3 separate regions of the Mus musculus genome follow, and regions 1 and 2 are each linked to region 3. The links are chromatin loops, found by intact Hi-C in ENCODE. Cell type or tissue: heart. All regions are shown on one strand. Each heading gives the region's core, and the rest is flanking DNA. Links, peaks and the distances in the headings are about the cores only.

The links. Hi-C counts contacts between places; a loop is a spot of excess contacts. Peaks named below come from ENCODE experiments on the same cell type or tissue, not always from the same donor. Only the 100,000 strongest peaks of a DNase experiment are listed, where the experiment ranks them.
Region 1: it touches region 3 in a loop (4-fold over the local background); 3 of 42 quality-filtered maps call a loop at or near these places.
Region 2: a loop joins it to region 3, with 2.2 times the contacts of the local background. A loop is called at or near these places in 3 of 42 quality-filtered maps.

Annotation. Positions count from the first base shown.
Region 1 is chr16:4,685,899-4,694,227 of GRCm38, reverse strand. Dnaja3 (DnaJ heat shock protein family (Hsp40) member A3) reads right to left here. Exons shown (of 11, transcript NM_001135112.1): 2 at 6,858-6,991; 3 at 4,164-4,247; 4 at 816-1,016. Among named protein-coding and RNA genes, the nearest start is that of Dnaja3, 6.0 kb to the right of the region's middle. In heart, for the core only: CTCF peaks have their summits at 3,439 (motif pointing left) and 4,716 (motif pointing left); no DNase peak of the experiment used is centred there.
Region 2 is chr16:4,759,623-4,767,951 of GRCm38, reverse strand. It overlaps Hmox2 (heme oxygenase 2), which reads right to left. Exons shown (of 6, transcript NM_001136066.2): 2 at 5,275-5,393; 3 at 4,106-4,223; 4 at 2,855-3,346; 5 at 2,063-2,189; 6 at 1,703-1,974. The coding sequence starts at 5,357. The coding sequence ends at 1,847. It overlaps Cdip1 (cell death inducing Trp53 target 1), which reads left to right. Exons shown (of 6, transcript NM_025670.5): 6 at 1-2,491. Among named protein-coding and RNA genes, the nearest start is that of Cdip1, 26 kb to the left of the region's middle. In heart, for the core only: a CTCF peak has its summit at 4,501 (motif pointing left); no DNase peak of the experiment used is centred there.
Region 3 is chr16:4,908,785-4,917,113 of GRCm38, reverse strand. It overlaps Mgrn1 (mahogunin, ring finger 1), which reads right to left. Exons shown (of 17, transcript NM_029657.4): 3 at 6,306-6,394; 4 at 5,646-5,792; 5 at 3,307-3,424; 6 at 1,295-1,361; 7 at 960-1,009. Among named protein-coding and RNA genes, the nearest start is that of Nudt16l1, 26 kb to the left of the region's middle. In heart, for the core only: CTCF peaks have their summits at 3,202 (motif pointing right), 4,057 and 7,172 (motif pointing left); DNase peaks (open chromatin) are centred at 983, 3,213 and 3,923; H3K4me3 peaks cover 670 bases; H3K27ac peaks cover 1,613 bases.

The sequences.
Region 1 (8,329 bases), core at 268-8,267, 220 kb after region 3:
ATTTATTTAGTTGATCAATAGATGTAAAATACAGATTCTAAAATGTTTTAGGTAAAAATTTTCTCTTCAACTGAAGACATGAATAATGTCTGCATTTAACACTTGTTTTGGCCTAAATCTAGATTATCTCCCAAAGGCCCAACACTTGGTTTTCAATTTAGTACTAATGGGAGGTAGAGGACCTTGAAGAGGTGGAGTCTGGTGAGAGGTTTTATGACACTGGGGATGTGTCCTCTTATTTTATTTTTAGAATCAGTGGCTCTCAGCCTTCCTAACGCTGAGCTCCTTTAACACAGGTGTGGTGACCCCCAACCATAACATTATTTCATAGCTCTAATTTCGCTACTGCTATAAATCATAATAAAAATAGCTGGTTCATAGGATATCTCATATTCAAGCCCCACCCGAAGAAGTCACAATCCAGTTTCAGAACCCCTGCTCTAGATGAATCAATCTACTGAGTAAGCAGCTATTGATAATGACATCACAATGTACATGTTCATCACTACCTAAAGGATTTTCCAAGTATTCCTTCCTGTCAAATGGATGACGTTAAATCATTCCACTGCCTTTCTGAGAAACAAAAACTAAAAAAGACCCTTGTGCTGCACTTAAACCTAAAAGTTGATCCTTTAAAATAAAGAACATTGGGTATGATGGCACGTGTCTTTAATCCTGGCACTTGGGAGGCAGAGGTAGGCAGATCTCTGTGAGTTTAAGGCCAACCTGGTCTGCAGAGTGAGTTCTAAGACAGCCAAGGCTAGAATGTAAGACCCTCTCTCAAAAAATACAAAAATAAAGAATAAGAAACGTACTTCCTGAGGCTGATCAAACACATTCTGGAAATCACCAAAAGGAGAAGATGAGAACTCCCCAAAGATCTTCCTGAACAACTCCTCGGGGTCAACAGAGGGACCTCCTCTCCAGTAGCCCTGCCCAGAGCTGCTGGTGCCAGGGTCAAAGCCAGCAGAGCCGTAAGCGTCATACTGCTTCCTCTTCACTTCATCGCTCAACACCTGTGATGAAAGATAACACAGCAGTCAGAGAGCTCTGAGTCTTCTAAGGCTCAGGGACACAGGCAACACAGCTTATGTCAAACAAGTCTGTCGATTTACTAAGTGCAAAACACTCTACAGAAGTCGGGCATGGTGGTGAAATCCCACCAGTGAGAAGGCTAAGGCAAGAGGATGAGTATGAAGAGAGCTGGCGCTGCACAGTGACACCCTGTTTCAACAAACACCACAATCACGTTAGAGATCAGTGCTGGGGCATTCGTTAAGCCTCTGCACATCCTTGGGTTCAGTTCTTTTCTTTTGTTTTTGAGGGGTTTTTTTGTTTTTTTTTTTTCCAAGACAGGGTTTCTCTGTATAGCCCTGCCTGTCCTGTAACTTACTCTGTTCGAGGCTGGCCTCGAACTCACAAATCCGCCTGCCTCTGCCTCCCAAGTACTGGGATCAAAGGTGTGCGCCACCACACTGGGCAGAAATTATTTTTAAATGTAAAATAGCCAGGCCTGGTGGCGCACACTTTAGATGTCAGCACTAAGGAGGCAGAGGTGGGCGGTTCTGAGTTCAAGACCAGCCTGGTCTACAGAGTGAGTTCCAGGACAGCCAGGGCTACACAGAGAAACCCTCCATGTCTCTAAGAAAAGAAAAGAAAAAAAAGAAAAGAGAGGAGAAGAGAGGAGAGGACAGGAGAGGACAGGAGAGGACAGGACAGGACAGGACAGGACTGGTACAGCACTATACTTTTTGGTGTTTTGATACAGGATTTCTTTCTCTGTGTAGCTCAGGCTGTCCTAGAAAAAAATGTGGAAAAGAAATATTTATTTTATTTGGTGTTTTGCCTGTATGTGTATCTGTGTGAAGGTGTTGGATCCTCTAAAACTGGACTTAGAGATGGTTATAAGCTTCCATGTGGTTGCTGGGAATTGAATCCAGGTCCTCTGGAAGAGCAGACAGTGCTCTTAAGCACTGAACCATCTCTCTCGCTCCTTTCTTCAGCTTTCAAATGTACACTTGCATCAGGCCCTCTCAGGGGCCCACAGGCCTGCAGCTCCAGACTGGGCCACTGCCACTGCTTCTAGCTTTAGACTGAGCAGCTGCCAGTTGCTCTGATGCTACAGCCTGTAGGTGCCACCATGGGCTCTTGAGCAGCACCTTTCTTTTACAAATTATATATATATATATATATTTTTTTTTTTTTTGGTTTGGTTTTTCAAGACAGGGTTTCTCTGTGTAGCCCTGGCTGTCCTGGAACTCACTTTGTAGACCAGGCTGGCCTCAAACTCAGAAATCCGCCTGCCTCTGCCTCCCGAGTGCTGGGATTAAAGGCGTGCGCCACCATGCCCAGCACAAATAATTTTTATAAGCCTGGCATGGTGGTTCATATTTTTAATCCTAGCACTTGGGAGGCAAAGGCAAGCAAATCTCTTAGTTCCAGCCATCCGGGGTACAAAGACACCCTGTTTTAAAAAAAACAGTAATAATTTTATGTGTATGGGTATTTTGCTTGCATTGATGTCTGTCTACCACTTGTGTACCTGGTGCTCTCGGAAGCCAGAAAATCGTCAGGTGTAGTGCATGTTACTAATCCCAGCACTGAGAGGAAAGGGCTGGTGAATCTCTGTGAGTTCAAGGCCAGCCTGGTCTGCAGAGCAAGTTCCAGGACACCAGAGAAACCCTGTCTCAGAAAGAGAAAAAAAAGCCAGAAGACGGCACTGGATCCCTTGAAACTGGAGGTATAGATGGTTATAAGTTACCAATTGGGTGCTGGGAATTGAACCTGGGTCCTCTAGAATGCTTGTAACATTGTAATGAGTCATCTCTCCAGTCCCTCAGCAGCTGATCTTATGATCCAATTAATAAATCTCTGATTGCCTATATCCTATAGGTTCTACTTCTCGAGAAAGCTCTAGCACAGATTAGCTATGGCTGACAGGTAATAAAACCTTCGTACTTACTGAACTATGACTCTACATGTTGCTATCTAGGCCCTTGAACACATAAACACATGCAGAACCCATTGGGGATAGTCAACTCCAAGAGGAATGCTATGGTAATTTGAATGAAAATGGCCCCCACAGACTCACAGGGAGTGACACTATTAGAAGGTGTGGGTTTATTGGAGGAAGTGTGTCACTAAGAGTGAGTTTTGGGATTTCAGAAGCCAGCCCCAGTGTTGCTTTCTCTTCCTGCTGTCTGCTGATCCAGATGCAGAACGCAAAGCTACCCTTCTAGCACCATGAAAAAAAACTTGCTGTGGCCATGGTCTCTCTTCACAGAACTAAAACCCTAACTACGGGGCTGCAGAGATGGCTTACTGGTTAAAAGCACTGACTGCTCTTCCAGAGGTCGTAAGGTCAATTCTCAGCAACTACATGGTGGCTCACAACCATCTGTAATGGGATCTGATGCCCTCTTCTGGAGTGTCTGAGGAGAGCGACAGTGAACCCATAAACATAACATTAAATAAATAAATAAATAAATAAAACAGAAACAAGAACAACAACAACAAAACCCTAGCTAAGACACAGGGTCATTCTCCAATAATTCTGTAACTGGTCAATGGTTCTCTCACAGATATTTGGTTTCTTCCTATGTGCTTTACGGTCTATTTTTACAATTGCTAACTTAAGTCATCAAATAAGGACTGATTTGATCAGTCTAACTGGGATTTCCCGAGATCAGCTATCAATATGAATTACCTGAGTATATTTATTGATCAGATGAACCTTGCTCTTGTTTTGTTTTGTATGAAGGCAGACTATATAGCCCTGCTTAGCCTTAAACTTACAGAAATTCTCTTGCCCTCAGCCTCACCAGTGCTAAATTACATATATGCCACCACTTCGGGTCTCTTTTCTTTTTTAAAAATTACACCTATTCCTTTTGTGTACATATGTGAGTGTTCAAATGCTATGGAACTCAGCAGGGGTCAGAGGACGATTTATGGAAGTTGCTGAGGATTGAACTTGTCATCAGGCTTGGCAGCAGATAGATCGCACCAGCCTGTTTTCTTCATTTAGAGTCTAAGTTAGCAGAACTAGCAGGGACACAGCACCACCCTGGACTGTATGATATGCCAAGCTATCTTGTGCAGTGCAGACTCTGATGTGTGCACAGAGCTGAATGGCCAGTGAATGAACCCACAAGTCACATTACCTCATAAGCTTCTGCCAGCTGGGAAAACTTCTCCTTGGCTTTGGGATCATCCTTATTTGTGTCTGGATGATATTTCTTGGCAAGCTAAGGGGAAAAAAAGTAAATTACTATAGATATGGATAGTCACTAAAACAGAACCCAAATACTTGCTACAATTATGTCTCTTTATAACAGCTGTCTCTCTTAAGATAGCAACAAAAATTTTTTTTTTTTTTTTTTGGTTTTTCGAGACAGGGTTTCTCTGTATAGCTCTGGCTGTCCTGGAACTCACTCTATAGACCAGGCTGGCCTCGAACTCAGAAATCCACCTGCCTCTGCCTCCCAAGTGCTGGGATTAAAGGCGTGCGCCACCACGCCCGGCCAAGACAGCAACAAATTCTTAAAGCAAGATTTAAAATTTGAAAATAAATCATTCCTTCACAGATGTCTTAGGGGCCAGAGAGATGACTCAGCAGTTAAGAGCACTGGCTACTCTCCCAGAGGTCCTGAGTTCAATTCCCAGCAACCACAGGGTGACTCACAACCATCTGTAATGAGATCTGGTGCCATCTTCTGGCAAGCATGTACACATGCAGGCAGAACACTCCATACATAATAAATAAAACAATCTTTAGGAAACAAAGCATTTACTACTCTTGCAGAGGACCTGGATTCAGTTCCCAGCTCTGATGTGTTAGATCACAACTCTAAAACTCCAGTTCCTGGGGATTTGATGTCCTTTTCTGATCTCTGAAGGCACCAAGAATGCATGCAGTATATGTACATGAGACAAACATGCATGCACACAAACCAAAAATAAATATATGTTAAAAGTAATAAGTAGGGTCTGGTGAGATGGCTCAGCAGGTAAGACCACTGACTGCTCTTCCGAAGGTCCTGAGTTCAAATCCCAGCAACCACATGGTGGTTACCTGTAATGAGATCTGACACCCTCTTCTGGTGTGTCTACAGTGTACTTATGTATAGTAATAAATAAATCTTTGAGCCGGAGCAAGCAGAGGTCCTAAAATTTAATTCCCAACAACCACATGAAGGCTCACAACCATCTGTACAGCTACAGTGTACTCACATATATAAAAATAAATAAAGGGCTGGTGAGATGGCTCAGCAGGTAAGAGCACCCGACTGCTCTTCCAAAGGTCCTGAGTTCAAATCCCAGCAACCACATGGTGGCTCACAACCATCCGTAATGAGATCTGACTCCCTCTTCTGGTGTGTCTGAAGACAGCTACAGTGTACTTACATATAATAAATAAATAAATCTTTAAAAAAATAAATAAATAAAAATAAATAAATAAATCTTTTTTTAAAAAAGTAATAAGTAAATACTTGACTAGCCCTTTAGCATCCTGGTGCTCTGAACCTATGCAACAGGGAAGCAAATAACCTGCACAATTTTGGTTGGTTGGTTGGTTTGGTTTTACAAGTCAGGGTTTATGTAGCCCTGGCTGTCCTAGAATGAGCTCTGTAGACTAGTATGGTTTTTTGTTTTGGTTTGGTTTGGTTTTGAGACAAACTGGCCTTAAACTCACAGAGCTTCGCTTGCCTCTGTCTCCCAGTACTGGGATAAAAAGGCAGCACAACCACACCTGGCTTGCCTGCTGTGCAAGGTTTTGAAGAATTACGTAATAAACGTATGACAGTTACTGCTATAAAAAATAAAGAAATTAAGAATTAAGAAAGAATTATGAGGAGCTGGAGAGATGGCTCAGCAGTAAGAGCACTGACTGCTCTTCCAGAGCTCCTGAGTTCAATTCCCAGCAGCTACGTGGTGGCTCAAAAACATCCATAATGGGATCTGATGCCCTCTTCTGGTGTGTCTGAAGTCAGCTACAGTGTACCCCTATATATAAAATACATAATGATAAAACTGCTTTAAAAAAAAGAGTAATGATGTTTACCTATATAATTTCTATTTATTTATATATGTCATAATTGTGTGGACAGCATGGTGTACGTGTGAAATCAGTTCTCTCCTGACTTTAAATGGTTTTGGAGGAATTGAACTCAGGTCACTAGGCTTGATGTCAAATGCCTTTACCCACTGGGCCATCTTACCTGCCTCTTCTCTTCTTTCTTAAAACGTTAACAGATTGATATCACATTCATTGCCCACCAAAGGCACCCCAAACTCCATCTTTCCCAGATCATTCCATAGGCTCGGCTGCTTGTGACCTGCCTTAGCAGGCTATACATCAAGGCAGTAAGGACCAGACAACATCAGCACCAAGCTGGGTTGAAGAGATGGCTCAGTGGCTAAGAGCACATACCCCTTTCCCAAAAGACCTGAACTCAATTCTCAGCCATGTTAGATGGTTCACAGCTGCCTGTAACTATAGTCCCAAGGGGATCCCTTACCCCTGTCCTCTGTGAACATCTGCAGTCATGTGCATATTCCACAGATGCACAAATTTAAAAACTAAAACAAAAGCCAGGCATGGTGGCACATGCCTTTAATCCCAGCACTCGGGAGGCAGAGGCAGGCAGATTTCTGAGTTCCAGGCCAGCCTGGTCTACAGAATGAATTCCAGGACAGCCAAGGCTACACAGAGAAACCCTGTCTCGAAAAGCAAAAACAAAAAAAAAAAAAAAACCAACAAAAATTAAAGCAAAACATACACACACATACACACACAGTGACCAGACCAGCAATCTTTCTACAGTCTTGTCAGTAAACCTAAGACCAATACAGACCTGATAATAGGCTTTCTTGATATCTTTCTGGCTGGCATTTCGGGGCACTCCCAGGATCTGGTAATAATCATCTTTGGCCAAAGAAGCACTTGTGTGGAAAGAGGTGGTACAAACAAAAGGGAAACTTTTTGTTCCTGGAAATGAAACAAGAAAGTAAGTTAGTCTGGGAGTTTATCCAACAAGAAGAAATTATAAATAAGTGACCAGCTACGAAATATCTGTAAAAAAGCAAACAAGCCCCAGCTATAGGGCCTATTCCCACTGAGTACACTAGAGGCCAAACTCAATGTTCTTCAAATGTGGGCAAAGCTCAGGGACATAGTTCAGTAGGTACACTGCTTACCAGGTATGCACAAGGCCCTGAATTTGATTCCCTGAACTGAACAAACCCAGCATAATCCTAACATGAGGAAAAGGATGCAGAGGATCAAAAGTTCAAGCTCCATTCATAGCTACACAGGAAGTTCTAGGCCAGTCTGGAACATAGAACACCCTGTTTCCAAAGTAAAAACAAAAACAGCCGGGCGTGGTGGTGCACACCTTTAATCCCAGCACTCGGGAGGCAGAGGCAGGCGGATTTCTGAGTTCGAGGCCAGCCTGGTCTACAGAGTGAGTTCCAGGACAGCCAGGGCTATACAGAGAAAAACCCTGTCTCGAAAAAACAAAAAAACAAAAAACAAAAACAAAAACAAACAAACAATCAGCCAGAGAAGTTGAAAGTATATAGACTCTATAGGTGGAACAACAATATGAACTAACCAGTACCCCAGAGCTCTTGACTCTAGCTGCATATGTATCAAAAGATGGCCTAGTCGGTCATCACTGGAAAGAGAGGCCCACTGGACATGCAAACTTTATATGCCCCAGTACAGGGGAACGCCAGGGCCAAAAAGGGGGAGTGGATGGGTAGGGGAGTGGGGGGGGTGGGTATGGGGGACTTTTGGGATAGCATTAGAAATGTAAATGAGGAAAATACCTAATTAAAATAAAATAAAATAAAAAGTATATAGAAAGGAATTAAAAAAAAAAAAGAATGAGCAGGAATAATCAGAATGAGATTGTGATTGACTCTTCAGTCACTCCCGGAGAAGACATTAGACCTCGATACTTGGTGATCCTATATTGGATCTCTTTACTTGCTACCTGCCTGGCTGTATTCCTGTACTCCTCACTCCTTCCATTATCAGGAGCATGAGTCTATTAGTGGCAAAAGTTTGTCAGCTGTACCAGCTTCTACGACATCAGCAGACAGCTCAAGGAAACTGTGAATAACCACAGGTAACTATTACACAGCGGATGCTTTTTTCTATTCTAAAGGCCAATGATTAGCAACTACTAGGAAATATCTATTTTTTTTCTCTACAAAGTATGCCCAGCACATGTCTTGCTTTTTGAACCCAGAATAGGATTAGTCTTCATGTTGTTCTAAGAATGCCTAATCCAGTAGCTAATTGCTGATTTCTTTCTGGTTA
Region 2 (8,329 bases), core at 30-8,029, 150 kb after region 3:
AGGTATGGAAACACTCAAGAGCTGCCTGGTATGAAGCAAAGAGGATCCTGGGCTATTTAAAGCTCTGGTAACCGAGAAGAACTTGCCCCTGTTCTTACCTAGCTTCTTTGAGTCAGTCAGTGTGCAGAGCTCCTTTCTGGCCACACCTCTGTGAACCCCTATATTTTCTGGGACTGGAAGGAATGAATGCCCATGTCCTGTCTACTTCTGTGTCTGTGCTATGTGGGGGTGCAACTTCTGCCTGGTGGTTTGTGACATGGCAGATCAGAAGTGCCTCCTTGTAGGTTCATTGGTCTCTGGAATAAGTGCCAGCCTTTTTGCCATAGTTGACTTGCTTCCATATTGGAGCTCCTCAGTAGGAACAGCTGTGGCACTGGGCTGGGGACCAGGAAGAAGTCACAAGTGGTGGGAGTATCCTAGGGACATGAGTCGTGCCCAGGGTATAAACCCAAACCTGGTCATTTCTTGAACAGTCTGTGAATATGCCTGTGTGGACGCTGTATCCTGCTGCTGTCCCTCTCCTGGTCTCTCACACTGCATGGCCTCCTATCACTGTGAATTGTGGCCTGGTCGCAGTTTGTAGTTTCATTAAATGGCCCTTTCACTCCCCTGCCCTGGGCCTCTGCTGTCTTGCCTGGCTTCCTTCTTTTCTGAGAGACAGGGTGGGACTATAGGTAGTCTAGTGGCAGGCAGGAGCCCGGGCCTGGGAAACAACACATTTAAGAACCCAATTACACCAAACCAGAATTTATATATATAGACCTGCCCTGGGGAAACCCAGCTGTTCTGGGCCAGGGCATTGGTTTCTGCCATTTGCATAATTAGATGTCCAGGCTGCAGAACCTGAGAACTGGAGCCCCGTCTTAGCTTAGTAACTTCTTAACCTATAGCTATTGCTCTTTCGTCCTTAAACAAGACAGCACTACTGGACTAAGACCTGATAGTCTGAAGATGACACACTGAAGTCTCGGCACTCAGTTCTTGGTAAATCAATCTTCTGAACTGTGAAGGTGGTGGGCTCAGTCTCTTTGAGTTTCCCTGCTGTTCTACCATTTTTTCACACAAAGACTTTTATAGGAATAGATTCCTACTAATAAAAATGTTTAACTTCATATTTCTATTTTAGACCATGCATTGTTTAAATCTAAGTATGTGCTTTTGAAATAAGAAACCTCAAAGATTTTGAGTTAGGAAAAATCACAGGTCCAAGCAGATATTAAGGATCTTTATGGTATTTAGCATGAATACATGGAAATAGAAGGTGCTAGGAAGTTGGCAAGGAGTGCCATGAAAGAGGATGTCCATTTGTATGCTGTTTCTGAGGGACTCTATCCTATCCCAGGAAGGAGGGAAGTGTGTGGCGTTTGTTTTTAGAGTGTTATGGCAGGCACACCAGTCAGCTGAGACACATCAGGCTAATAGACTTATTAGGGAGATCCCGGTTATGCAGAATAAGCTCTTTAGACTATCAAAAGGCCTAGAAAACTGAGCCATCATCAGCTGGCATGACCCTTTCCCACAAACCCTGTGTGTATGGGCATCTCACTCCCAGCATGGCAATGACCATTCCAAGCACTGCTAAGAAAGCAATGTACCCAGGCCTCCTAAATGGCAAAATTCCTAGAGCACTGGCTGTTAATAGAGTGACAGCCTTTATCTGGTGTATATCTGGCTGGCAGAGAAAATGCTGTTAGGCAGAGGCTCTAGTGTCTGGCTTTTATTGGTTGCTTGTTTTCTCAAACCCAGCATTAAAAAAAAGTCACCTGAGGTGGTAGTTTTAGGCAGAGGTGGAGATGGGGATAGAACAGGTCACTTGGGGTAGGATGCAAACAACATGACAGGTCCTTCACATGTAGTACCAGGCCAAGAGTCCAGCTACCAAGGCCACACTGGCAGCCAGAATGAGCTGCAGGCTAGGCTTCCTCAGCACAGCCACGGTTGTCTGGAAGGGGCAGTTGCTGCCTCCTAGTGTACCTGCATGCAACACAACATAAGACATGGCATCAATGGAAGGCACTGATATACCTGCTCCAGAAATGTTAGTTCAGGACCCACAACCTACCTTTGTCTGGCTGAGCAGCATAAAAGGGGCATTTACGTATATCTCCCTTCCCATCATGTACCGGGAGCCCATCCTCCAGGGTTTCTCTTGCTAGCATGGAGCCAGCCTGGTCCAGTTCACTGAATATCTGAGGAACAGAAGTCATCAGAGGCCATCCCTAAACTAAGAAGACTCAGAATTTACACTCTACAGATGACCCATGGAGAAGCTAGAGCCCAGATACACCTGATGAGGACTGCAAACCAGCTGAACATCAAACCAGAAAAGTGAACACTATCCTGCATGTCTTAGTGAGAGCTCAAGTGACTGCTACTAAGGACTTGAGTGCCCACAGCTATCCTCTCCCAACACTGAGGTACTAGGGACAGAAATGGTTTCTGTAAGATCAGCCCTACCTGAGACTTATAAAACCTACTTATTCTACTTCCCAATGACTTTGGCTCTATACTAAGTAATATTTTTTATATCAATATTTGCTACAAAACGAGGAAACTACCCATTCCTCAACCCTGACATCCTGTAGTGAGACAGAGGGAAATAGGTCTATTTCAGACCTTTCAGATGCTGGGGGTTTGCCCTTTCCAGCACTAGTTATGGGCCTCAAGCCAGGCCTCCTGGGAACCATGCTCCCTGATGGCTAACTGGTTCCCTCACCTTTTTCTAGGGCATGTAGGAGCTTATTTGTCATGATACCAATAGCCTCTCAAGAAATCTCTGGCTTTGACTCTACTGCTAAAAGAATCAAACTCATGCATCCATGGATCAGGTTCCATGATCAGTGCTCAGTAATACCTGCATGTTATATTCAAAGGCTTTATTGGCCTCCTCCACAATCCTCTCTTTGGTCTTCAAATTCAGGTCCAAGGCATTCATTCTAGCGCGGTAGAACTGCTTGAATTGCTGGGCATTGTCCACATGCTCAAACAGGTAGAATTGGGTCCCTTCCCCAGTGCTGGGAAGTTTTAGTGCCCTCTGGGCAACCTTCTTCAGTACCTGGCCTCCTGAAAGGTCCCCCATGTAACGAGTATAAGCATGGGCCACCAGCAGCTCTGGCTCATTTTGCCCTACATAGTGAATCCGATCCACATACTTCTGGGCAGCCTCAGAGCACTTCACCTGCTCCTCCCAGTTTTCACCAAAGAAATACTTCATGTCCTTGATCAGTGCTGCCTTCCGGTGTAGCTCCGTGGGGAAATATAAGGGGGCGAAGGCTGGGTGGTCCTTGTTGCGGTCCATTTCCTCCTCAAGGGCTGAGTATGTGAAGTAAAGTGCAGTGGTGGCCAGCTGTGAGTGTGATGGAAGATTGTGGAAGAGAGCTATAAGCCAAGCCAGCAACTCTAGAACCCACCATGTTTTTATTTTTTTAAGATTATATATATATACATTTTCTCTCTTTCTCTCTCTCACACACACACACACACACACATGAATGAATGAATGAATGAATGAATGAATAGGGGCTTTATCTACATGCCAGAAGAGGGCATCAGATCTCACTACAGATGGCTATGAACCACCATGTGGTTGCTGGGAATTGAACTTAGGACCTCTGGAAGAGCAGACAGTGCTTTTAACCTCTGAGCCATCTCTCCAGTACCCCCAACCACCACCATCACCACGTTTTAAGAATGGTTCAAGACAAGCCACTTGCCCAGTTCCTAAAGACCCAACTGTGACCCTTTTAAAATATATTTAACTACTTTAATACACCTAGGAAGCTTCTAGTGAATATTTGCAAATATATTTTTGTTACTCCATTTATGATAGGATAGCCATGGCTTAACACTAGGAAATCAAATATATGGCTGGGCATGGTGGCACATACCTTTCATCCCCAGTACTCAGAAAGGTAAGGATGAAGAACCAGGGTTAGGGCCTATATGGACTATGTAGCCAGACTATCTCCAAGAAAAAGTAGCAGAGACCCAGCAGCTTCTTTCTTAGAGTGGTTACAGGGCAACTTCCTCAGCTGATTAAAGCCACCCCACCTCCCACCCCTTATTAAAGTTAGAACCCAACCCCATCTGACTGAGGGACACAAACCTTAAATAGCTCCTTCTTAATGTTTCCTTTCAAGAAGTCTTTGACAAACTGGGTATTTTCTGCTCGGTCATGTGCTTCCTTGGTCCCTTCCTTCAGGAGCTCAGAAAGGTCTGCCATTCTGTGGGGGATGAACTTTGAGTGAGACAGTAGCCCTTTCCAGTTCTCCAGAAAGGACTAAAGGGCAAAAGACAGTTTAGGTCCAAGATAGAGACTGGAAGTAGGAGCTGCTCAGACACTATTTCAGTCCAGCATGAGTAACTGAGCTGAGAACAGGGCGAGATATGACAATCTGGCACAAAAACTCAGTGGACATGAAGTTTACTATGGTCTCCACAAAAGTGCCTGGATTGGTATCTGTTAGTCAGCACCCAAATGAACGATGCTTTGCTTCTGTAGCCACCTAGTGGCTGAAGAACCAAAACTTACAATCTATCCAGGAAAGAGCTGCCTTTCCTGTGGCTGGGCCTAGGTGTGGGAAGATAGCTGAGAGGCAGAGATCTTAGTTGGCTTCTCTATATCTCTCTCTCTCTCTCTCTCTCTCTCTCTCTCTCTCTCTCTCTCTCTCTGTCTCTCTCTGTCTCTCTCTGTCTCTGTCTGTCTGTCTCTCCTTTCCTCCTCCCTCTCTCCCTTCCTCCCTTTTCTTTTATCTTTGAGACAGGGTTTCTGTGTAACTCTGACTGTCCTGGAACTCATTCTGTAGACCAGGAAGGCCTTGAACTCAGAGATCCACTGCGTCCACCAGTTTTATATTTAACAGAATTACTCAGGATAAAGTTACATCAACAAATGGATATGGAAGAAAAGTATCATCATAAGTACAATGGAACCTAGGAAGGACGACTGTGAATCTATAAACTCCATCTGTTAGCATGAGAAAATTTTGGTTTTCTTGTGGTCTAGTCTCTGCACACTAATTTTTTTAGATCATTTTGTATCACCCCATGTCCTAATAACTGGTTTATTAGCAAATATAGTAAGATATAAGAAATAACTTAGCCAGTGACAGGACTCTACTGAGAAGCTAAGAACAATGCGCAGCAGGGGCTAGTATCCAAACATCTATACAGCTCAGTGCTGATGAGCATTTCCTAGTACATACTGAATCAGGCACACTGACAGGACAGGTGCGGAGGCCTCCTGAGATGCAGCAGCCAGTTGCTTTCACTCACTTGGTATGGTTTTCCTTTTCTGGTGCCATAGAGTTCTTCTCTGACTCATCTACCCCCTCCGAGGTCTCCACCTCTGAAGACATTGTGGCTGAGTAGTTTGTGCTGCCCTCACTCTGGTCCTGTAGAAACACAAGGAATTTATGACTGAGTAACCTTTTCTGATGTAAGCCAACATAACAGAGACAGCCCTGCACCTGAAAGCTCTGCCATTACGGGGAGCATTTCAGAATATGGACAAATCTGAAGATGGACAGTGGGTTATAATAATGCTTTGTTCTTAGGTAATACACACTGGCATTCAGAAGTAAATGGGATGCTATCTGCAACTACTGTCAGCACTTACGATGTATGTATGGATGTGAAACAAGAAGGCAAAAGTGTTGACAGTCTGGCTAAAAGGGATACAGAAGTTCTTCACTAGGCTTATCTTTTTTCTGCATGTTTGAACTTATACATAAATAAAAGGCTACCAAAGACATAAAAGAAAGCTACATTTTTTAAAAAAAAGATAAAAGCTTCAGGAGCTCTCAGCTTCGTAAGCAATGCAAAGCTTCCATTTTACTAGTTTTCCTGTGTGGGCTGCCAGATGAAAGGAATGAGAACAGAGTATTGACAAGAATTTAGTTAAGCCAGGCTGTGCCTAACAGCTCCACTGTAGAATAGAACAACTCAACAATCCTGAGTACCTTCAAATAAGTCACCTAGCAAACTGTCCCAGGTGTGTGGAATAATAAACTAGCTGATTAATTCCCACGCCTACTTCAAGGCTGAGCTTTCATCAGCAAGAAAAGTACAATCCCATAACATGATAGCATCATCCTCCATCCCTGGAGACTATTCTACTCTAGCAGTATATAAAGGGGGCGCCCATGGAGAACTTTCTAGATGAGCAGTGTGACACAATAGCACCAACTAAGAAAGGCACTCATAAAGACAAAAATTCCAACTCTGGAGCCATATCTAGCCAAACTGGGCCAAGGAAAAGAAGAAATTTTCTACCTCAATCAGCACTTGTTTACCGAGCATTTTCCACAAGGGAGACCATTAGGTGTAAGAACAGCCCATAAGGTAGGAATGTAAGTAGCTCAGGGTAAAGTGCTTGCCTGACGTGTGAGACCCTGGGTTCAAATGTCCAGCACTGTAGAAAACACCCTTGAAAGCCCGGGCAGTGATGGCACCCACTTTTAATCCCAGCAATTGGAAGGCAGAAGCAGATGGAGCTCTGATTTTGAGGCCAGCCTGGTCTACAGAGCAAGTTCCAGGACAGTAAAGACTACACAGAGAAACCATGTCTAAATTTGTGATAATCTTAATGCCCCAGCCTCCCGAGTACTGGATTACAGACATGTGCCAATAAACCAGGTCTTCTTCTTGTATTCTGATTGAGGTTTAATGAAATATGATAGTGAAATAAAAAAAAAAATTACATAGTACAGACAACATTCGCTTGACTCCAAAGCATACATTCTTCTTAACTATGGTACACAGAATTGTCCATCAGAATGTAAAGGCAGATGGCCATCAAAAATGGAATGTAGAGTAGCTTCCAGAAGGACAACATAAGGGTTCAAAGTTGGGAATGTCGGTGCAGCAGATTAAAGTAACAACATGATAAAGATAGTAGTACAAGACTTCTCTGCCAGATTTCCTCATGAAGGGCTGAGGCAAGCTTTGTCAACTGTAGGGTGACTCTTACATGGGCCTTCTAAGGATTTGCAAAGAACTAGTGTGGATTTACAAGTCTATAAGTTGAGTTCCAGCCCATCAGGGCTACCTACTAATGTTATGCCCAGAAGTGTTCATGAACCCCAAAAGACCACAAATCACATTAGGGTCTCTTTATTACAAGCTCAGGCTTGGGCTCTCCTCCAACCCAACCCTGACACAGTAGGATGGGAAGGGGGTATCCAGCCTGGCAGGCATCTAATAGAATAACTATTGTAAGCTGACAGGTGGGTGTCCTGAAACAAAACTGTGAACAATCACCAACTGCCTGAAAGTACATCTCAGACAATCAGACTAATCTTTGATTAGCTGTTGCTAGGAAATAGCTAGGGAGTAACCCTGGGATATGGACGAAGGACAAGCCATGGGGTCCTTTCTGGAACTTGGGAACTTGGATTCTGCTGCAGTTCAAGTTCTCAGGTTTTTGGTTTTTTTTTGTTTTGTTTTTTTTTTTTAAGATGGAGGCTGGTCTAAGATGGAGGCTGGTCCCAAGATGGAATAGGTTTGGTCTCTTATTAAGACCACAAAAACAAACAAATAAACACACAAAAAACCAAATGCACAAAAAAAAAAAAAAAAAAAAAAGGCAGAAAAGGAGGTGGGATGTGGGGCGGAGCAGTGAAAATTGAGGAGGCTATGCCCCACACCTCTGGGGACTCTAACAGACAAGAAATGCTTCTGCGCTCTCAGTGACAGATAGCAACAAGGCAAAGAGAGTACCAAGATTAGAGCCCTTGGCTACTCCTAAGAGAGAAGGGTACAGTGCAGTAAAGTGTTCCAGAGCTTCTAGGTTGCACCATGATGTTGAAGACAAAGCTAAACATCTTAGAATTGCAGATCCCTTGCTTTTCAAAGTACAGCATGGCGATGTCAGGGACGAGCACAGCCACAAAGGTTACCATGCGGTGAGGTAGATAAAACAGTAAAATAATATTAATGCTGTTTATCACTTCAATGGTTCTGCAAATGATACTTGTACCTCAATTATTCAATGGATAGCAGTGACTAAGTATAATTCCTGTTTTATCTGTTACAAAATGCTCATTCTAGAGTGTAGTTTTCTTAAGCAACAAAACCTTTTTCATCTTTTAAAAATACAAAAGGAAAAGGAAAAGTTGGCTTTCATTGGTACCCATTCATCATTTTCATATTCTGAGCACTTAGTTTGTGTGTGTTGCCCCCCCCCCTCCCCAAAGCCATCCCACTAACCATCCTTTTCAATCTTACCATCTGCTAGCCCCTACTTTGGTCTTTACAGCCAGTGAAACAGACTGAAGTCTGGCTCCAAGAAAGGGCTACTGCTGACTTTTCAACTATTTTTGCTCCAGGA
Region 3 (8,329 bases), core at 64-8,063:
TTTACTTAGCTCTAAATTGCAAGCACTGACTGGAATACCCGTGAGGGGCTCCATTCATCTCACCAGAACTTGTTATGAGCACTTCTCCCAACAAGGCCCAAACACGGGCTGCTCAAGAGGTGGGGGCCAGCTCACTCATGTCAACTGCACTTCTGGTCCAAAAGAGCATTCCAAGGCTTACTACAGAGCAGGCTGGCAAAGCTGTGCAGATCCCAGAGTGGTCTAGAGACCGGAGACACAGTAGGAATGGGCTCTGTACTGAAAGCATTTCTTGGTGAAAAACCCCAAGTCAGCAGGACTCAAGATGAGTCAGCAGAAAATGAGTTGGGGGTCCTTGTAACCTGGGCTCTAGCCTGGTGCTGTTTTAGCCTGAGGGAGGATGGAGTCTTTGGGACTACATCAAGCAGGCATGTAACAAACACCCAAAGCTCTGACAAACGAGGATACATACATATGTATACAGGCCTGGGGTTGTTCTAGTAGGTGGCAGATACTCATCTACCCCTCCATTGTTCACTGAGCATCTCCACTGCAAACTCATGTCATGCCAGCTCTGAGATGACAAGCTAAAGGCTACTTTTACCAGGAAACAAGTAATATCATTAAACAACTGCTCAGAGGGATCAGGATAGGCCTCCCTCCGGTGGGACTGGAAATCTGCCTATCCCTATCTGGACTACAAGCTGCAGCCAGCAGGACAGGGGGAAAAGAACACACATACTCCAGGCAAGACTGCGATCAGTGCCTGGTGGCACCTGAGGATACTGAAGCTGGTGGAAAAGGATGGTGGCTGGAGGAGGGAAAGTTAGTCTGTGGCAAGGGTCTCCATGCAGGCACCCTAGCCTGTGCTGGCAGGTTCTTGAGGGTCCTAATGGGCTGGCCTTTTTCTAGAACATTCTGCCTTACCACTGCCTGCTCCAGTTCCCAGGCTACAGGGTGGTGGCCAGGATGGCACTTACCTTCTCAAAGGCAGCCAGGAGCACATGAGCGTGGCCAGTCACTTCCACAACTAAAGCAGTGAGATAAGAGAGGGAGGCCAATGAGAGGTCATGGCTGGGACTTTCTCCCTTTCCCTACAGCATTGGCACAGCCCTGAGTCCACTCCAGTCTTTGCTCTCATCTCAGACTCCACTTCCCACGTTGTTGCACGGCTAAGAGCTGTATGTGTATTATGGCAGACACCCTGTTCCCAGAAGAGGAGGTCCTCTGATGACTCAGGGAGAAGGAAGCCACTTCCTCCCCATAGGTCCTACACACTTGAAAATGAAGATGAGGAAAGACCAAGGATGCTCACCATCCCCTTCGTCCACCACAGCCTGGATGACTACTGGAAACACACCCCGGTCCAGGTCAAAGTTCAGCTAAGGAAAGGAAGCAAATATGGTCAGGTCCATAGACATCAGGTGGTGAGTTGGTCAGCCTGAGCTGCAGCAGACAGACGGGATCAAGGACATTCAGTGCCTTGAACAACATAGACCTCATAGCTCCTGAATGGCTCTCCAAACTGAGATCCACCTCTTCAGTCCCTGACGACCTCTCACATGCTTTCCATAGCTGAGGGGGTGCCTGCTCTACACAGTTCCTACGATGGACCATTTAGTGTCTATCTCTTTATGCCTACCTTTTTCATTGAGCATGCTTTCCAAGTTCAGCCACAATTCCATTCCTTTTTTATGCTGCAGAGTTATTCTAGGTGGTGGGTAAGCCACATTGTATTTGCCTGTGTCTAAGTTGTTGATCAATGGGCAGTTTTAACATGAACACTGTGAACAGTGCTATCATCCAGTCTCCTGTTTTGGGTGAAATTTTATTATGTAATTGCTTGATGAAAAGCATCCAGTTTAGCCGGGTGTGGTGGCGCTCGTCTTTAATCCCAGCACTCAGAAGGCAGAGGCAGACGGATTTCTGAGTTCGGGGCCAGCCTGGTCTACAGAGTGAGTTCCAGGACAGCCAGGGCTATACAAAGAAACTCTGTCTTGAAAAACCAAAAAAAAAAGAAGAAGAAGAAGGAGGAGGAAGAAGAGGAGGAGGAGAAGGAAAGAAGAAAGAAGAATAGAGAAGAAGAGAGAAGAAAGAAGAAGAAAGAAAGAGAGAAAGAAAGAGAGAGAGGGAGAGAGAGAGAGAGAGAGAGAGAGAGAGAGAGAGAGAGAGAGAGAAAGCGTCCAGGTCAAGCCCCACCAGAGATGGAATGAGAGCAACAGTGAGCTACAGAGACCACTTGGTCCATGCTTCCCTTTCTAGGCCAGCAGCTGCCTTCTCCCAGATATGGTTCCATCCTCGCCCACCCCAAGACGGCAGCCTGGGATGGAACAGGTCCCAATCTCTCCACAAAAGCCTACTGTCCTGGAACCCCTGGCCCTCACCCTGCACCGGAGAGCAGAGCAGGACTCAGGGATTCACCTGATCCATACCTGTGGGCCATCCCAGGAAACACTCTCAGCTCCTGCTTGTTCCTGTCACAAAGCTTTACAGCCTACCCAGTCTCCAGAACCCTCTTGGTATCTCAGGGGAGCACACGCATTTCCATGTATTCTCACTAAGGAGTTACACAATTCCTTTTGTGTTTGGAAGCAGGATACAGGCAATAGAGGGGGTAGCAGCAGATGGCCATGTGGGCAGTCACAGCATCAGGTTGGGCAGGGACACTGGAACCACTGGAACCATCATCACCCAGGACAGCATTTCCCACAAATTGGGACATAAGAAAGCAAATGACCTTCCTGGGTTACTGCCTTGCTCTGAAATGTGGTCTTGTGTAAGCCTGCACCACTCAGAGAAGCCACTCCAGAATGCTCCTGCTGATGCTGATGTTGGCAGTTTGCTGCCCTCACAAGGTCATAAACTAAGACCAAGGAGAGCCTCTCATACAGGAACTGCTTGTTTAGGTGTTAGTCAGGTAAGCTAGCTACAAGAGCAGAGCTCCACCCACCCCCATGCAAGGCTGGAAGCAGACCAGCAGCAAGCCTGGGTGCACTGGGCTCTCTTGTGCTCCGAGCGGTCTCCAAGCATTCATTCTCTTCTCAGCTACACTCCGCATCCTGGAAGGAGGCAGCTGGGCTGGGTGAACTCCGCACAGAACCAGACAGAACCAGTGGCTGTGGTCCTGTCCTCCCCTCGCTCCATCGCATTCCCATTCTTGCAGAGCTCCCTCTGAGTAGCCCAGGAAAGTGACAGTGGAAGGGGAAACATTCCCACCACCAGAGGGAGCCAGAGGACGCTGCTTGTTTTTTTTATTTTCACATTATATGTGCGTGGGTGTTTGACCTGCAAGTACGTCTGTGCACCACTCGAGTTCCCCAGGGTTACCTCATCATCCTTCCACTCGGAGAAGTCAATCTTGAAAGAAGGCAGGGAGAACTGCTGGCTAACGCCTCTCTTGTAGTGGACGGTCTCAGATTGCAGAGAAGGGTTCTTACAGCTGTACCTGAGAGCAGCAAAGCAGCCACCTGACTCCTGTGGAGCCATGGGCCCCCCACCCAACCTCCCACCTCCTCTGGTACTCCTCTGAACTGGCAGCCATTTGTTCTATAGGGATTGAAAGCTTCAACCATCCCAGATAGAAACAGGAAGCAGCCAAGTGGCCTCCCTCCCACTGCCAGCTCTGCTCACCCGGAGGCTGCCCAGCCATACTAAGTGGCTATTTCTTCCAGGGCCCATGCCAGCCTGATATCTCTGCTGCCTTCTAGTTGGGAAGAACATGCCCACTAGGTGTTTGGTGCATTCGCTTTTTCTGAATGATCACAGTGCAGCACACCCTGTACCAACCCTTCTTCATAGCTGCTTGCTTCTCTTCTCAGGCATTTCCACATAGTGTGAGGCCTTCGCTTCAATGTGAGTCACGTTATGAAATGTCCTGCCCTCCTCCTGAGTATAATGTTTCCTGAACCTCCATGCTGGTGCACTGAAGCTTTGCTCTAGTGACTCAGAGACTAGCTTCCTTCCTGTCTTGCTAGTTCCCGCAATGCTTCAAAGACCAGCCTTCTCCTTATGCAAAAGCGCATCTCATACCTCAGGCTGACCACTAGGAAACGGAGAGCTGAGCTAGTATCCCCATTCATGAATACAAGCCATGGCCCTCGCTGTTCCCACCCTGACCCATGCTTACTGCCCCAGGGCTTCTCTGGGTCTCTAGGACAAAGGCCACACTCAGAGCCAGGGAAACTGGGTGACGTCCCTGCTGTCCTGACTGTCAGTGCCAGTGTGGGAGGGAGCCCCACAGGGAGGTCCAGCCTGGATGTGGTGAAAAGGCCAGCCCAAGACAGGAATCTCAGTACTCTAGCCTTTAATTATATGCTGTGGGACCCCAGAACCACAGAAAGTTAAGGGGGCAGGAAAGGAACAGGAGGGCTTCCTGTCCTGCAGCTCAGGACACAGAATTCCTGCTGGCTGTGTTGAGTCCCAAGCACAGCACCTCAGGCCTGGAGCCTCCTCTTTCTCTGACTTGGTGATCTGGTGATGGTGTCAGGCAAGCCAGTTAACTGGAAGGCAAACAGGCCTCACGCAGGTCTCAGAAAAACGTCTACCAGGACAGAATCTCTGAGAAGCCATGTTTAGCTGGCCATCTATCTAGCCCATCTGGTGGCAGCAGGACCCTGTTCTTACATATCTCATAGAACAAAACAGAACTGTTGATCTGGATGGGCTGGGGTGGGCGCCCACTGCACTGAGGTCCCGCCCACTGCACTGAGGTCCCGCCCACTGCACTGAGGTCCCGCCCACTGCACTGAGGTCCCGCCCACTGCACTGAGGCCCTCACCTCCTCTGGAGCAGCTCCAAAGCACCTGCCCAGAATCCAGGGCTCATCTGCTATGGTAGCTCCTCCCAGGACAACTCAGAAACAGGAGCTCTTCCCAACTGTCATCATACTGGAAGCCCAGAGAGGCTAGCACAGCACACGGGTCATACTGCCTGTAGCAGGTTGGTAGTTCACCCCAGGGCTTGTGCTGGCCACCTGGCTCCTCCCTACTGACAGCCATCACACACTGGAGCGCTGTTACATTACCTCAGGCCACAGTGGAACCTCTAAGAACCACGTGTGAGAAGTCATCATCTTCCTACTTGTGTAGCACCACTCAGGGAGTCAGTTGATGACCCAGTGCCCAGTCCTGAGTCTTACAGGAAAGCCTCGAGTTTTCTTAGCCAGCAGCTAGCTGTGAACAGCTATTCACACAAAGTACCCAAAGCAGCTGAACTCCCCAAATCTCATTGCCGGCTGAGGAAACTCTGGTATAAGACTTTACATACTCTGACCACATAAGCAGGCACAGAGCTGAACAGCACTCACAGTCCTCCTCACTCCCAATTTCACATCTGAGCTTCTCTAAGGCCTTCTCCGATGTCAGAAGGGCCCAGACATGCTCCTACCCATCTGTGCAGCCACTCAGGGCAGGGTTGGGTTTCTTGCTGAGGCAGCCCTGCTGAGATCATGCTGTGGTTGCAGGGTGCAAACCCCTAAAGTGTTAATACTCATATTTTAAAGAAAATCTCCTAAAGTTCAAAATCAGAATTGTGATATAACATAATACATAGTATTTGGTCTTTGCCCCAAGCTCCTGGCATCGAGCTCCCAATGGAGGCTGCAGAGTGAACTGACAGTGAGGATGCTGCAGAGCCTGCAGAACCCCACGTGCTGCCCAGGGACTCACACTGCCACGCCATTCACCAGCTCCTCTACCGCCTGACAATAGATGGTGATAGCCACACGGGCATCGGCATCAAAGGTGAATTCCAGACTGTAGAGCACGCGGGGCTTTTCACCGTCCTCCGTGGGGCTGTCTGCGTCTTCTTTGTACCTACCAAAAGTGAGCAGAAGACGGCAGGTAAGGAGCCACAGCCGCAGGAACTGGCCTGCCCACACAGCTGCTGGGCATAGAGTTGGCTGCTTAGACATGTCTGCTTCGCTAGCAAAGGAAGGAGGCCTGTTCCCTGTGGCGTAAGGCCTATAACCCATAGTCTGTTCCCCTCACTTCCTGCCCCAGAAGCAAGGGTAAGTGTTGTTGGTGTGGATGTCTTGGGTTTCAAGCAGCTTTGTATGCCATTAACAACAGGCAGGAGCCATCCTATGCACAGCAGCAAACCTGAGGTAGTCCCTGGCCTCTAGTGGCTTCCAGACCAGGGCTGGTAACTCTGAGACACGACTGCTGCGGTGGGAAAACCCCTCATTTAGTGGCGCAGGGTCTTGCTACAGAGTCTGAATGCATATGAGAACAGACTGGGCCCTCGAAACACCTCTGGCCCGTTCCAAAGGACAAACCAAAGCCTTGCACCACACAGGGTCCCCAGGAGAGCGGCACTAAAGGAGTTACCTCACAAGCCGGAGAGAGTCTTTGCGAATGTTCACCAGGCTCCTCAGTGTCTTCACTGGCTCATGGGGGGCAGGGGTGACATAGGGAAACTAGGAGAGAAAATACAAGTGAGCACTCTTGGACTGATGACTCTCCACATGCAGTGGAGAACAGGAGGCAGGATTGAAGGGTTCATTTACTAAAACTTGGCCAGTATGTGGGCTGGGTCTGGCCCCACACAGAGTGACGTGGTCACTTAGCCACAGTCCTCAGCATTATGCAGGGTGTTCAGAAGTGGCCATGGTTGGGCCCTTAGGGCATTCTCCTCTAGTAGGTTACAACTCACTGTTATACATGTGTATATGCATGTAATTATACCCCTATATAAAAATACATACGAGCTGGGCGTGGTGGCGCACGCCTTTAATCCCAGCACTCGGGAGGCAGAGGCAGGCGGATTTCTGAGTTGGAGGCCAGCCTGGTCTACAAAGTGAGTTCCAGGACAGCCAGGGCTACACAGAGAAACCCTGTCTCGAAAAAACAAAAACAAAAAACAAAAAACAACAACAACAACAAAAATATATACAACTGGTGACAGGAAATTGTGGTTGTACATGTTCACGTCTTCTGCGAGCAACAGTATGCTGGAGCTTTAGAGGAGACCCCTCGGAGGACATTAAGCGGTAAAGCAGACAGACTGTATGTGCTCGCCATCATAACCCAGGCGGATCCACCTATCTCAGAATGAAGTAAAAATGGAAAAGATCTAGAGGCTAGAGAGATGGCTCAACAGGTAAGAGCACTGACTGCTCTTCCAAAAGGTCTGCCTTCTATTCTCAGCACCCACATCACTACCACATGTATCTCCAGTTCCAGGGATGTGATGCCATCTTCTGGTGTCCAAAGGTACTGCATGCACATGCCTCATATATACACATAAATAATTCTTTTTAAAACTTAATTTTTTTTTTTTTTTACAAGACTCACAGGAATTAAGACTCTGCAAGCTGAGGCAACAAATGTGAAAAGGGAAAGATACCATGCTGGTTCCCAGGTAGGAGAAGACAACACCTACCCCACCTACCCCAGCCCCTGGCCTGCAGGATACTACAGATCAAGATTTTGTGTAGGCTGGACGTGGTGGCGCACGCCTTTAATCCCAGCACTCAGGAGGCAGAGGCAGGTGGATTTCTGAGTTCGAGGCCAGCCTGGTCTACAGAGTGAGTTCCAGGACAGCCAGGGCTACACAGAGAAACCCTGTCTTGACAAACAAAAAACAACAAAAAAAAAAGATTTTGTGTTAACTATCTGCTCTAGACTGACACGATGTCAAAGATCCTGGCCTGACTGTGCCTGAGGATGCAGCCATGTTCATGTTGAAGAGTGAAACTCAGTGTTCCTTAAAGAGGCCCCTGTCTTGCCATCATTTGAAAGCTCCTGACTTCCTCCCTGACTGCTGTTTCTCTCCCCAGCAGGCGTCCACTTCGTCAGCATCACACCGAGCCCATCAACGGGAATCCTCTGCCTCAGTGCTTTCTTCAGTACTTCCCACAGGGAGCCTCTGCTGCTCCTTCTCGCCTTACCTGACTTGCTTCACCCTAAGACGTCCACACAACCCATCCCAATCAGGTGTCTTTCTCATCTCCTGAGGACTCACTGAAGCCCATTTGACCATCTGGATTCTAACGCACAGGATGTGTGTTGTCAAGTTTTAAGTCAATTTAGCACAAGCTATAGTCATCAGAGAGGAGGGAGCTTCAATTGAGAAAATGCCTCCATGAGCTCGGACTGTAGGCCTGTGGAACATTTTCATGAGTAATCATATGGGAGTGCCTAGCCCACTGTGGGCTGGATTCTCTAAGAAGGCAGACTGATGCTGTGGGACCCCTTTCCTCCTACTGAGCTACATCTTCCAGCCTTAATATGTAGGGAGGTGCCTAGACTTATTGCAAACTTGTATGCCATGTTTCATTGATATGCCTGGGAGGTCTGACCTTTTCTGAAGGAAAAGAGGGGAGGAATAGACTGGGATGGGGGGAGAAGGG